Linked DNA regions of Homo sapiens: region 1 is linked to region 2. A link is a contact called in ENCODE Hi-C data. All regions are on one chromosome and are shown on one strand. Each heading gives the region's core, a stretch centred on a gene start or an enhancer-like site at or near the end of the contact. The rest is flanking DNA. Distances are from core to core; before and after follow the strand shown. Region 1 holds the start of SQOR (sulfide quinone oxidoreductase). Region 2 holds the start of HYPK (huntingtin interacting protein K).

What was found. Hi-C counts contacts between places; a loop is a spot of excess contacts on that map. Pooled maps may share reads with other maps.
Region 1: a loop to region 2 is called in a pooled map, with 13 times the contacts of the local background. The contact joins the promoter of SQOR here to the promoter of HYPK in region 2. A Hi-C loop is called at or near these places in 1 of 37 single-sample maps with no recorded cell type and 5 of 50 pooled maps.

Annotation. Positions count from the first base shown.
Region 1 is chr15:45,633,779-45,640,433 of GRCh38, forward strand. SQOR (sulfide quinone oxidoreductase) reads left to right here and starts at 1,251. Exons shown (of 10, transcript NM_021199.4): 1 at 1,251-1,330. RefSeq lists enhancers at 395-1,390, 1,853-1,942, 1,973-2,022, 3,852-3,931, 3,962-4,021 and a silencer at 1,203-1,372.
Region 2 is chr15:43,799,349-43,805,172 of GRCh38, forward strand. HYPK (huntingtin interacting protein K) reads left to right here and starts at 1,251. Exons shown (of 4, transcript NM_016400.4): 1 at 1,251-1,436; 2 at 1,784-1,839; 3 at 2,170-2,221; 4 at 2,363-5,079. The coding sequence starts at 1,275. The coding sequence ends at 2,458. SERINC4 (serine incorporator 4) reads right to left here and starts at 872. Exons shown (of 12, transcript NM_001258031.2): 1 at 537-872; 2 at 1-138. The coding sequence starts at 638. It overlaps SERF2-C15ORF63 (SERF2-C15orf63 readthrough), which reads left to right. Exons shown (of 6, transcript NR_037673.1): 3 at 1,147-1,436; 4 at 1,784-1,839; 5 at 2,170-2,221; 6 at 2,363-3,241. MFAP1 (microfibril associated protein 1) reads right to left here. Exons shown (of 9, transcript NM_005926.3): 9 at 5,144-5,824. The coding sequence ends at 5,746. RefSeq lists enhancers at 1-669, 670-1,370, 1,278-1,527.

The DNA of each region.
Region 1 (6,655 bases), core at 1-2,500, 1.8 Mb after region 2:
TACAGTCTGCGTTTGTATTGTATTGTTCATGATGATTTTGCCATAGATACAGTCAGTCTCTTTGATTAAAGATAGAAAGTATCAGTTGAAAACATTTAAAAAAATAATATTCAAGGCTGGGCATGGTGGCTCACGCCTGTAATCCCAGCACTTTGGGAGGCCCAGGAGGGCAGATCGCTTGAGGCCAGGAGTTTGAGACCAGCTTGGCCAACATGGTGAAACCTCATCTCTACTGAAACATACAAAAATTAGCCGGGCATGGTGGCACACACCTGTAGTCCCAGCTACTCAGGAGGCTGAGACACCAGAATTGGTTGAACCCATGAGGCAGATGTTGCAGTGAGCCGAGATTGCTCTACTCACTGCGCTCCAGCCTGGGCAACACAGTGAGACTCTGTTTCAAAAAACAACAACAACAACTATATATATATATATATATATATATATTCAAAATTCATAAAACCAAATAAGTGTAAAAGAAACTCAAACTTTCAAGGGTTTATTTTTGTTTGTTTTTTTGAAAGCTTCTAGCACTTGCACTTCTCAGGTTATGAGACTTTTGGGACACCCTGTATTTATTGTAAAAAGGGTTACTGAATCTGATATGGTGGAGAACCACTCACTGAGACTTTACATCAACCTGGAAAGAGCCGCCAACTGAAAATGTCCAGTCATGAATATGGGATGGGACACTGTGGAGGCCAGTGGCTGGAAGCCAGCTTACCCCTGCCTGCGCGTTTTGAAGGAAGGGCTCCAGCGCACACCAAAGCTGAACCTCGGTCACCTTCTCTGTGAAATGAGCGCGGGAATACCTGTGTTTCTGGGCAGCTGTGTGAACCCGGTGAGAAGCCCAGGGCACATAGGAGGACCCAGTGGGAACAGCCAGAGCCTCTCTGCACAGCGCCCCGCCTCCGCTTTTGCCTGCCCTGATTACAAAACGCTGTTGGCACCCAGGGGCGGAAGCGTCAGGTGGCCTCGGTGTCCTCCGCCTGTGCGCCCCAGCCTGCGGGGCCGCCCTTCAGGGCGCGCAAGGGGCGAGTCTGTCCAGCCGGCAGCACCCCAGGCCGGATGGACGCTTGTTCCTGGTTCTGTGCCCCGTGAGCGCTCAACGCCCTGGTGTGTTCACTGACCATGGTGCCTGGGCTGCGGCGCCGGGCGGGGCACGGCGGGACTTTTCGGGACCTTTCCTGGGGGGAGCCTCGCTTTCCCCGCCTCCAGCCTCCGCCCGGATGGCAGGCGGGCGGGGCCCCAGTCCAGGCCTTGAGACCCAGAAGGGAGCGAAGGTTTTTGCTGCGCCAACGCAGTGACCGAAGGCTCCGCTCACGCCCGGGTAAGAGGCATCCGCGGCCGATCTTTGGCCCTGGGCCAGCGGAGGGAGACTGGGCGGGGACAGCGACCACCACTGAGGCTGTTTGTTAGCTTAACTCGGTTTCCGCAGCTGGGACTCCGCAGACCCGGTGCGCCGCGCCCCAAACTTTGCTTCCTCAACTCCGGACACCTGCAGCTCTTGCTGCCCTTGTCTGGAACCCGGGTCTTGGGACTCTTGCTTCCTTCTCAGAGTGTCAGAGCCTCAGGGCCGCGGAGAGGCCAACCCGCGAGGGGTGCTTAAAAACCGAAGTATCCGTGGTCTTGGTGTGTGGACGTTTCTGGCGCCTTCCACCTGTTGACTGTCACTCGGCACCGTCCTGGAGCGGGAGTGGGTGCTCGGCGTCCGGGGGCCAGGGATTGACACAGTCATCCACCGACACTGCGCGTGGGACAGAGGGGGCGCTCGAGGGGTCGGCTGCAGCTGAAACCTGAAGGGGAGAGGATTTAGGGCACCTGCTGAACAGGAATTGGTGGAAAGGGAGAAGGGGTCTTCTGGTGGAATCTGGGCTCATTTCCTTTCCTCTTCATCTGTCTCTTTTATTTATCAAAATTCCAACCTGGCTTTTTGCTCAAAGACGCTGAACAGAGCCCCTGGCTTTGCCTGCGCTGCCCATTGCTATAATGCAGGGCTCTGTTCCATTTTTGTGCTGTGCACCCCTTTGGCATTTCTGGGAAGGCTAAAGACTCTCAGAACAATACTTTTTTTTGAGACAGAGTCTTGCTCTGTCGCCCAAGCTGGAGTGCAGTGGCGCGATCTCGGCTCACTGCCACCTCCACCTCCCGGGTTCAAGCGATTCTCCTGCCTCAGCCTGCCGAGTAACTGGGATTACAGGCGCAGCACACCTGGCTAATTTTAGTATTTGTAGTAGAGGCGGGTTTCACCATGTTGCCCAGCTGGTCTCGAACTCCTGGCCTCAAATGATCCGCACACTTCGGCCTTCCAAAGTGCTGGGATTACACGAGTGAGCCACCGCGCTGGACCAGAACAATGCTTTTTTAAAGGTATAAAACAAAAGGAAGAGTATTATAAAGGAAACCAATTGCAAAACACATGTCAAAACATTAAAAGAATTTATGATATGGTAATATATATGTCTTTAAAAAACGAATGCGTTATTTAATAACAAGGTTATTAAATAACAAGATCTAGCAGTGGATTAAATAGTTACCATAATTTTGAAGTAGTAAAGAACATAAACAATTATTTCAAGATATAGGTAATACTTGTAATATAAGAAAATATCTGTAATTTCTTTCTTCTTTTTTTTTTTTTTTTGAGACGGAGTCTCACTCTGTCACCAGGCTGGAGTGCAGTGGCGCGATCTCGGTTCAATGCAACCTCCGCCTGCTGGGTTCAAGTGATTCTCCTGCCTCAGCCTCCCGAGTAGATGGGACTACAGGTGTGTGCCACCACACCCAGCTAATTTTTGTATTTTTAGTAGAGACAGGATTTCACCATATTGTCCAGGATGGTCTCGATCTCTTGACCTTGTGATACGCCCACCTTGGACTCCCAAAGTTCTGGGATTACAGGCATGAGCCACTGCGCACGGCCAATATCTGTGATTTCTATTGGTGACAAAGTCTTAGTATTGCCAATACTGCTGTGGTTTGTTGGCTACATACATAATTGAAGTAAATGTTAAATTTCAGTTAGATACTAGAGAAATAAAAGATGTAAATATTAAATATCCGTAAAAATAAAGATGTAAAATACTTTTCCATCTAAGTTTTTGGGTCCAGGTTAAGATCCTCTGATAGTAGAAAGGGCACTGACCCAATGACTTGGCTTCTGGGCTTGACACTTCCATTGACATTTCCAAGGCCCATTGTAACCTTGGCTTTTTTTTTTTTTTGAGACATGGTCTTGCTGTGTCGCCTAAGCTGGAGTACAGTGAGGTGATCTCTGCTCACTGCAACCTCCTCGCAGGTTCGAGTGATTCGCCTGCCTCAGCATCCCTAGTAGCTGGGATTACACCAGCCACCCACCACCACACCTGGCTAATTTTTGTATTTTTTGGTAGAGACAGGGTTTCACCATATTGGCTAGGCTGGTCTTGAACTGCTGACCTCAAGTGATCTGCCCTTGTCTGCTTCCCAAAGCAACCACCACACCCAGCTTAACTTTGGCTTTTGAATTTCTTTTCGCCTCAGCTTCTTCATTGTACAGTGGAGATAATAACACCTTCCCAAGTATTTAAGGCACCCAGCACTGCACTTAGTGTAGAGGGCTGAAGTAGATACCATTTATCAGAACTTATTTGTATCCCTCCCAAGCTTATGGCCTTATATCCCCAAGCCTGGGGAGGTACTCATTATTTATTGAATGAATAAGTGGGTCAGAAAGGGTTGCTTGTGACTAAGTCCAAAAAACAAAATTCATTAAGGAGACAGCTGGTGGTTTGGGAAATGACTTTGTTTAAATTTGGGGCTTTTTTTCTGGCTGGAAAAATATATAAACACATTTGGAACGGGGGTGTTTGAAATGTCAGTCAGGGCCCAGGGTCTGTGTGTGCGTGTCTGTGTGGCTGGTGTTCTGCCAGTGAAAATGAAACTGAATGTTGAAAGGAAACCGGATTCCTTTGCAGAACAGTTTCTCCTCCATGTTGCCTGTGTCTAGCTTTGTTAATCCGATGTGTTGTAACACAGGAAATGTCTTATAAAGAATGGAGACGGACCCATGACAAGGCATTTCTGGGCATAGATGTACTTTTTTCTTCTCCTTTCACGTTTCCCTGCTCCACTATCTACTATATAACTCCTCTTTGACTCTGAAGACTTGGTAAATAGGAGCAGTTTGGATAGCTTATGGAAAGCTGCCCAGACCTGGCTGGAAGCCAACTAGTTGCTTCTTAATCCCAGCCTTAAAAATCTTTGTAATCCCCAGATGTAGGTGGTAATAATAATAAAGAAAAGTAGATCTAGCCAACCATCCCTGTGATTTACATTGAGAAAGTGCTAAATTGGGACAGGAGGTAGAGAACTTTGTGGAAAAAAACAAAACAGAACAAAAAAACCCTCGGAAATTTAGAACACACTGGGACTATCTATGTCTGTAACTTTGGGAAGGGCAAATACTGGTGTTATGGACTCACCAAATTCATATATTGAAACCCTAGCCCCCAGGATCTTAGAATGTGACTGTATTAGGAGATAGTGCCTTAGTTAGAAGTGGTGGTGAGCACCTGTAGCCCCAGCTACTTGGGAGGCTGAGGTGGGAGAACTGCTTGAGCTCAGAAGTTCGAGGCTAGCCTGAGCAACATAGCAAGACCTTGTCTCAATAAAAGAATAATTAGCCAGGCACGGTGGCTCACGCCTGTAATCCCAGCACTTTGGGAGGCCGAGGTAAGCAGATCGCTTGAGGCTGGGAGTTTGAGGCCAGCCTGGCCAACATAGAGGAACCCCGTCTCTACTAAAAATTCAAAATATTAGCTGGGTGGGGTAGTGTGCACCTGTAATTCCAACTACTCAGGGGGCTGAGGCATGAGACTTGCTTGAACCGGAGAGGAGGAAGTTGCATTGAGCCAAGATTATCATGCCACTGCATTCTAGCCTGCGCAACAGAGCAAGACTCTGTCTCAAAAAAAGAAAGAAAGAAAAAAAAAAAAGGAAAATTAAGTTAGGTCATTAAGGTGGAGCCCTAATCCAATATGAATAGTATCCTTATAAGAAGATGACTCGTCAGGAGCACATGTGCACAGAGAAAAGGCCACGCAAAGGCACACTGAGAAGGTGGCCATCTGCAAACCAGGGAGAGAGATCCCAGGAGAAACCAGTCTCATCAGCACTGAGGTCTTGGACTTTCAATCTCCAGAACTTTGAGAAAATAAATTTCTGTTCTCTAGACTTCATCTAGTCTATAGTGTTTTGTTATGGCAGCCCTAGAAAATTAATACAACTGGTTCTACCAAATGGACAATAGGTTTAAAAAAAATGGCTACAACTAGGCACCATCTCTTTTAAGTCATGATCCCGACATGTCCATCACTTGCTCTTAGGATCTCTTACCCAACCTATGCAGAAGAGTCTCCCATGTACTTTCCTTCTACAGACACCCTGTGTGGTCCCTAGGATCTTGCCTGAAGTTGTTAAAGCCATATTCAGCTTCATGATTTTGACTGTTAGGAAAAGAAAAACTTGGCCTCTTCAGCAAGTGACCTAGGTTAGCTGTTGTGCCATGTACATAGTAAGTACTTTGTAAATGTATGGTGGGTGATGGGTGATGATGTTATGATCATCCTTAAATACCATGGGGTGACTCCCTTCTGATCATAATGAATCTCCATGTTTTGGCCCTAGCCCAGCCCTCAGGGAACTTTCATGCCACCTAGCTGGGAACCAGCAGCTCTGGCCCTAGCTACATGAATGGAGAGAAAATGGCTATGTCTGTATCCTGGTACCAATTCCTGACTTCTGGGAGGGAGGGCTGCTTCTGGAAGTGGGGATTGTGGTGATTTCACTCTATGATAACTTTCTTATATCTTTGGCTATTTGTTCTAAGGTAGCCCATGATGTCTCCATAGGAAAATGATGTGTTTTAACAACCACCATGTTTGGAGTATAGATTGTGAGAGCTCTTCAAGACAGTGCTGGGTCTAGTAAATGTGGTTTTGTGTTTCTGTGAGCACATAAATGATGCTTGAGATGGATGAGGGGCCATCTGAGTTTGGAGGAAAATCATGAGCCTTTCAAGGTCTAGGTGATCAAATCTAAGCTTGTTTTGAATCATTGAGTAAGAAAGGTCTTTAATGGCAACTAGACACCTCCACTTATTTTACACTCAGGGAAATGGACTCAAAATGGTAAATGACTATCTCATGGTCTTACAATCTCCATTTCCTCACTTATAAAATGGGAATAATAATTCCCACCTCTCTGGTTTTTGTGAGTAATTACGTAAAGTGCATAGCACAATGCCTGTCACATATCAACACTTCCACAAATGATTTGGGGACTTGCGGGGAGAGATTGAGAGGAATGGTTTCCATTCTAATTATGTTCCAGACCTGCTTATTAAAGCCTTGTTATTCTTTGCCACAAAAATTCACATCTCTGATCAATCTAAGGAGTTATTAGAACAAGCGTCCCCATTTGAAAGCCTGCTTGTGAACTTCCATTTTCCTTTTCTCATTTAGAGGATAGCAAAGTTTTAGAGAAGCAGGGGACCTTTGATGCCACCCAATCTGATCCTTTATTCCATTGATGAAGAAAGCATGGCCCAAAATGGGTCAGGAAGAGCTGTACCTAGCACTCCCTGGACTGTGGTCCTGGGTCTCTTGACTCTTGA
Region 2 (5,824 bases), core at 1-2,500:
TGACAGCAGGAGGCAGCAGATTGCTGAGGCCCCCACATGGAGGAGGATGTAGAACAGGCGGCTGCAAGTGGATGCGGTGAGAGAGGGCCACCTAGAGTGGCAGCAGCTGGCACAAGGAGCAGGCCCACAGCAGCACACCTGGGAGTAGAGCAGATGCAAGGCAGCGAGGTGGAGACTTGCTGAGGAAAGGCATACGTTAATGTATGTGTGAGGTTAACCCAGGAGGTTGAATTCCAAAATTTCCCCTTCCCCTTTCTTCCTTTTACTCAGGTTCTGTTTCAAGCTGATTCCAGCCATTTGGGATTGCCGCCCACTGACAACTTAGTAGGGCTTTCATTATAAGCAGGCTTGAGATATCTGACCTTTCTCTCGACCTAAACACCTGGGGCTGGAAACATGGCGGGAGAGATTTACAGATTATACCTGGGGCAACGAACCAGAACGACATTAGAGGAGAAAAGAGGCCTGTCGTTTTTATTGGCTTCTGCACGTCTTCCTCCCCAGCTTCGGCCACTCTCCCCTTCGCACCCTCTCACCTGACAGAAGGGACTTTTCACTAGGACACTGCTGCCTCCGCTGTGCTGCTGTGCCAGGCCCAGGGAGGTGCCGGGGCTGGGGCCGGCCTTGGCACCCACCATCCTTGTCCCAGGGATTAGGCTTAGGTCCACCAGATGGAAGGCAGATGAGAGCAGCAGTTGCTTCTGTCCTCAGCCCATTGGACTGCCACTGTGTTGGGGCTGAGCACCCGGTCCCGGGCAGAATGGAGACGTCCGGAAGAGAACACTGACCTCCAGGTTGCGGTAAATGCAAATGCCCTGTGAAGGAGCTTTGTCCTTAGGGCCTCAACACTGCGGCCACTCAGGCTGTTCTCTCCAGATTAGGGGGCAGTTTGTCTATCTGGCCCCCTGTGGATTAGCATTCTTTATTGGTTTAGGATTAGACGTCATTCAGGTTGAACGGAGTTCCCTGAGGTGGGTGGGTGCGTGTTTATGTGTTGAGGGGACTATTCCTAGTTTATGAGGTGGTTAAGGATATCGGTGGGGTGGGCTGGAGCGGTGTCGGGTTAGGTCTGAGAGAAGGCCTCGCACAAAACACTGTACAAACCCGAAAGGAAGTCTGAGAGACGAACCGCCTTCCTCCCTGAAGCTTCTAGAACTGGAGCAGAAAGAAGGTGTGGCCCAGGGCCAGCCCCGCCTCCTCCCCGGGCGGAAGCTGTGTCAGTTGCCGGAAGTCGGCGTGAGGTGGGGCTTATGCGGCGGCGTGGTGAAATAGATATGGCGACCGAGGGGGATGTGGAGCTGGAGTTGGAGACTGAGACCAGTGGACCAGAGCGGCCTCCGGAGAAGCCACGGAAACATGACAGCGGTGCGGCGGACTTGGAGCGGGTCACCGACTATGCAGAGGAGAAGGAGATCCAGAGTTCCAATCTGGAGACGGTAAGGTTGGCCAAGAGCATGTCGGGGCGGGCTGAGAGCAGAGGGGGGCTCTGAGGCTGTAGCTGGAAGCCAGCGCTCCAAGACGGGGTTCTGATCCCGTTGGCAGGAGGAGGCAATAGGGTAGAGCCGAGGGAAACAGCGGTCACCGGAGCGCGCCGCTTGCCTAAAGGAGCTTGATAGTGGGCTTAAGGGGACCTCAGGTGCATAGAATGGAATTAAACATAGTCCTTGCTACCTGGTAACACTTGTCATCGTGAATCCATGCATGAACCGCTTGTTTTGTTGGCCTTTTAGATTATTGGGAATTGTGGGTAGCGGTGCAGTAACTAGACCTGCCTTTCCCATAGGCCATGTCTGTGATTGGAGACAGAAGGTCCCGGGAGCAGAAAGCCAAACAGGAGCGGTAAGTCTTCAGGGGCAGCCAACTTTAACAGTTCTTCCCTCCCCGGTCCCCAGACAAAAATAAAAACCATTATTAAGCCTTTATACCGTTCTTCAAATTTATCACCAATTCCTGCAGATCTAGGCGCCACAACTTTACTCTTGTTAGCAGAAGGCCTCCTGGCAACACCTGCTGCCAAGACTCCAGGGGAAAGGAGTATTAGTGGGAGTTTTTATTTTCAATCAAGGGTTTATCAAGATTTATTTACAGGGCACTTCTGGGAATGACCCTTCCTGGGAGTTTATGGTGTTGGTTGAGAATGAGGACTAATATATTTAAATATTTTTGCAGGGAGAAAGAACTGGCAAAAGTCACTATCAAGAAGGAAGATCTGGAGCTAATAGTGAGTGGTAGTGCCTAACTAGTGTATGCGGAGGGGAGGCTATTCTGCTTAATTTGGGTTGTTTCCTGAAACAAGCGGAGTCAGTATATTTGGTGGCACATTAATGCCTGGGAACCTATGTAACATGATTTTTTTCTGCAGATGACTGAGATGGAGATATCTCGAGCAGCAGCAGAACGCAGTTTGCGGGAACACATGGGCAACGTGGTAGAGGCGCTTATTGCCCTAACCAACTGATGCGTGCTTTCTCAAATATACCTACTGGATTAATTTATGGCAATAAAATTTTTTTTTGTCTTTTTCAGTTTTATCATCTTGGGTCAAGTAGAGTGTATACTATATCCTATGTTGTGGAGAATTTATATGTTGGAGACTAACTGAATTTAAGTGACCCATTAAAATCTAGCACACCTGTATGAAAAATCAGTGTAGAAGAATACCTCATGTGCAGATGCTAGGTGGCAGGCCAGTCTCATTCATCTGACTAGCTCTCAACAGTATTCAAGGTACATCTGGAGTCTCAGCAGAGTTACTGTACTCAAATGGCATGTGTCTCCAAGACAGCTTATGAATATCTAAAAGGCCAGCTACCTGCCTAGGAGCCACTATATATATAGATAGATGTAGGTTATGAACCCAGTTCATAGGCCACCTTGAGTTAGAATTTTGGTACCTACAACATGCTTGATTTTGAGTGATTAAAAAAAAATAATTTGGCTGGGTGCTGTGGCTCACACCTCTAATCCCAGCACTTTGGGAGGTCGAGGCAGGTAGATCACGAGGTCAGGAATTCAAGACCAGCCTGGCCAACATGTGAAACCCCGTCTCCACTGAAAATAGAAAAATTAGCTGGGCATGGTGGTGGGCGCCTATAATCCCAGCTATTCTGGAGGCTGAGGCAGGAATCGCTTGAAATTGGAAAGCAGAGGTTGCAGTGAGCTGAGATCACACTACTGTACTACTGTACTCCAGCCTGGGGGAAAGAGTGAAACTCCATCTCAAAAAAAAAAAAAAAAAAAAAAGCCCGGGCACAGTGGCTCACACCTGTAATCCCAGCACTTTGGGAGGCTGAGGCAGTCGGATCATGAGGTCAGGAGTTGAAGACAAGCCTGGCCAACATGGTGAAACCCTGTCTCTACTAAAAATACAAAAAAAATAAAATTAGCCAGGCGTGGTGGTGCATGCCTGTAGTCCCAGCTACTCAGGAGGCTGAAGCAGAAGAATTGCTTGAACCAGGGAGGCGGAAGTTGCAGTGAGCTGAGATTGTGCCACTGTACTCCAGCCTGGGTGACAGAGCGAGACTGTCTCAAAAACAAAACAACAAAAAAGAATTTAGGGGCCAGGCATGGTGGCTCATGCCTGTAATCCCAACACCTTGGGAAGCTGAGGCAAGACGATCACTTGAGCCCAGCAGTTTGAGACCAGCTTGGGCAACACAGTGAGATTTCGTCTCTACCGCGCTCCCCCCACCACCAAAAAAAGAATTTAGGTACCTGAGGGTTAGAACATGGTAAGACTAGAAGATATCAAAGGTTGGGCCAGGTGTGGTGACTCATGCCTGTAACCCCAGCACTTTGGGGAGGCTGGGCTGGGAGGACTGTGTCAGGTCAGGATTTCCAGACCAGCCTGGGCAACATAGCATGACCTTGTCTCTACTAAAATTAAAAAAAAAAAAAGCCAGGCATGGTGGCATGTGCCTGTCTGTGGTCCCAGATACTCTGGAGGCTGAGATGGATTTGCTTGAGCCTGGGAGGTTGAGGCTGCAGTGAGCTGAGATTGTGCTACTGCACTCCAGCCTGGGCGACAGAGCAAGACTGTCTCAAAACGAAAAAAACCTATGAAAGGTTTTGATTGGTATTCAAATTCTAAGCCATAATACATTCTACATGCCATTTCCTATCCTAGAGAGAAGGTAATTTTACTTTAAAGGTTAATCAGGGCCGGGCGTGGTGGCGCATGCCTATAATCCCAGCACTCTGGGAGGCCGAGGCAGGTGGATCACCTGGGATCAGGAGTTTGAGACGAGCCTGGCCAAAATGGTGAAACCCCATCTCTACTAAAAGTACAAAAAAAAATTAGCTGGGTGTGGTGGTGGACGCCTGTAATTCCAGCTACTAGGGAGGCTGAGGCAGGAGAATCTCTTGAACCCAGGAGGTTGCAGTGAGCAGAGATCGCGCCACTGCACTCCAGACTGGGCAACAAGAGTGAAACTCCATCTCAAAAAAAAAAAAAAAAAAAATCAGCTTGGACCAACTCACACATGTTGAACTAGTTTCCTCAACTATAAAACTGTGACGGCCCCAGCTAGGCACAGTGGCTCAACGCCTGTAATCTCAGCACTTTGGGAGGCTGAGGCGGGCGGATCGCGAAGTGAAGATCAAGACCATCCTGGCTAACATGGTGAAACCCCGTCTCTACTAAAAATACAAAAATTAGCCAGGCATGGTGGCAGGCGCCTGTAGTCCCAGCTACTCGGGAGGCTGAGGCACTCTAGCCTGGGCAACAGAGCCGTCTCTTTAAAACAAACAAACAAACAAAAAAAAAACCCTGCAACGGCCCCTGAGTCTGCTGTAAGGACACTCAAATGGCAATTACAGACATTTCTCCAAGAGTTTCAAGGCCTTACCCTCATTCTGACTCTAGGATAATTCTTAGATTGTATCCCACACAACAGTGACTTGTACCTGTGTTCATCTTTATGTATTTACCACCTCATAGTAATTATTTGCATTCATTTTTATCGTACGACACTAAACTATTTGATTCTTCCAGTGGGACATTTAAAGGATGTGAGAAGACCTTGGTCTTCTCAAAAACATCTGTATTTGGTCATGGAATAAATCCAGATGCTACCTAAAGCCAAGCTAGTACCTGAGCTTGTTTCTGAGATCAAAGGGAATTATCAAAATGTGAAACACCTTCTGCCTGACAATTGTTATCTTTTACTTTAATAGGCAATTAATACTTGTCAGCTTGGACATTTTATTTCCAGTATCATGCTAAAAATCTCCTTGTTGTGTGATTCTTTTATTTCTTGACATGCACACATATATGGATCAAAAAGTATGTACAACTAGAAAAACGGACTCCAAGCAAAAATGGAAAACATGTTTCCATGAGCTTAGATTTCCGGGTATATTACTCCTAAACCTAAGGTAGAAGTAATGCATTGTTCACTTACATGTCCACTTTTCTAACCCAAGCTAAGGGCTGGAAAAAGAAAGTCAGAACAGTCCCAAGTAAATATGGGAAACCATAGCAGTGATAAAACCTAAGATTTCTCAGAAATAGTTTTAAGTGGGAAGCCTCTAATCCTACCTGGACAGTGCTTTCCTGTGGGTTTCTCAGCATGAGTCCAAACCTCACAAAGCACCTTCAAAGTCTGGGCTACCCAGTATCACAAGTATAGCAGTAAGTCCAATATCTGGATACAGGGGCCAAGGAAACAATGAAAAAACCAAATCAAGGACCAGATGCTGAGACTCCCCTTGTGTTCCACAGTTGGAAGAATAAGCAGTTGGACCCTAGGTAGTTTTCCGCTTCTTGGCAGATGGCCGCTCAAATACATCTCGTACCCCAGCTGCCTTTTGTTTGAAGAACTTT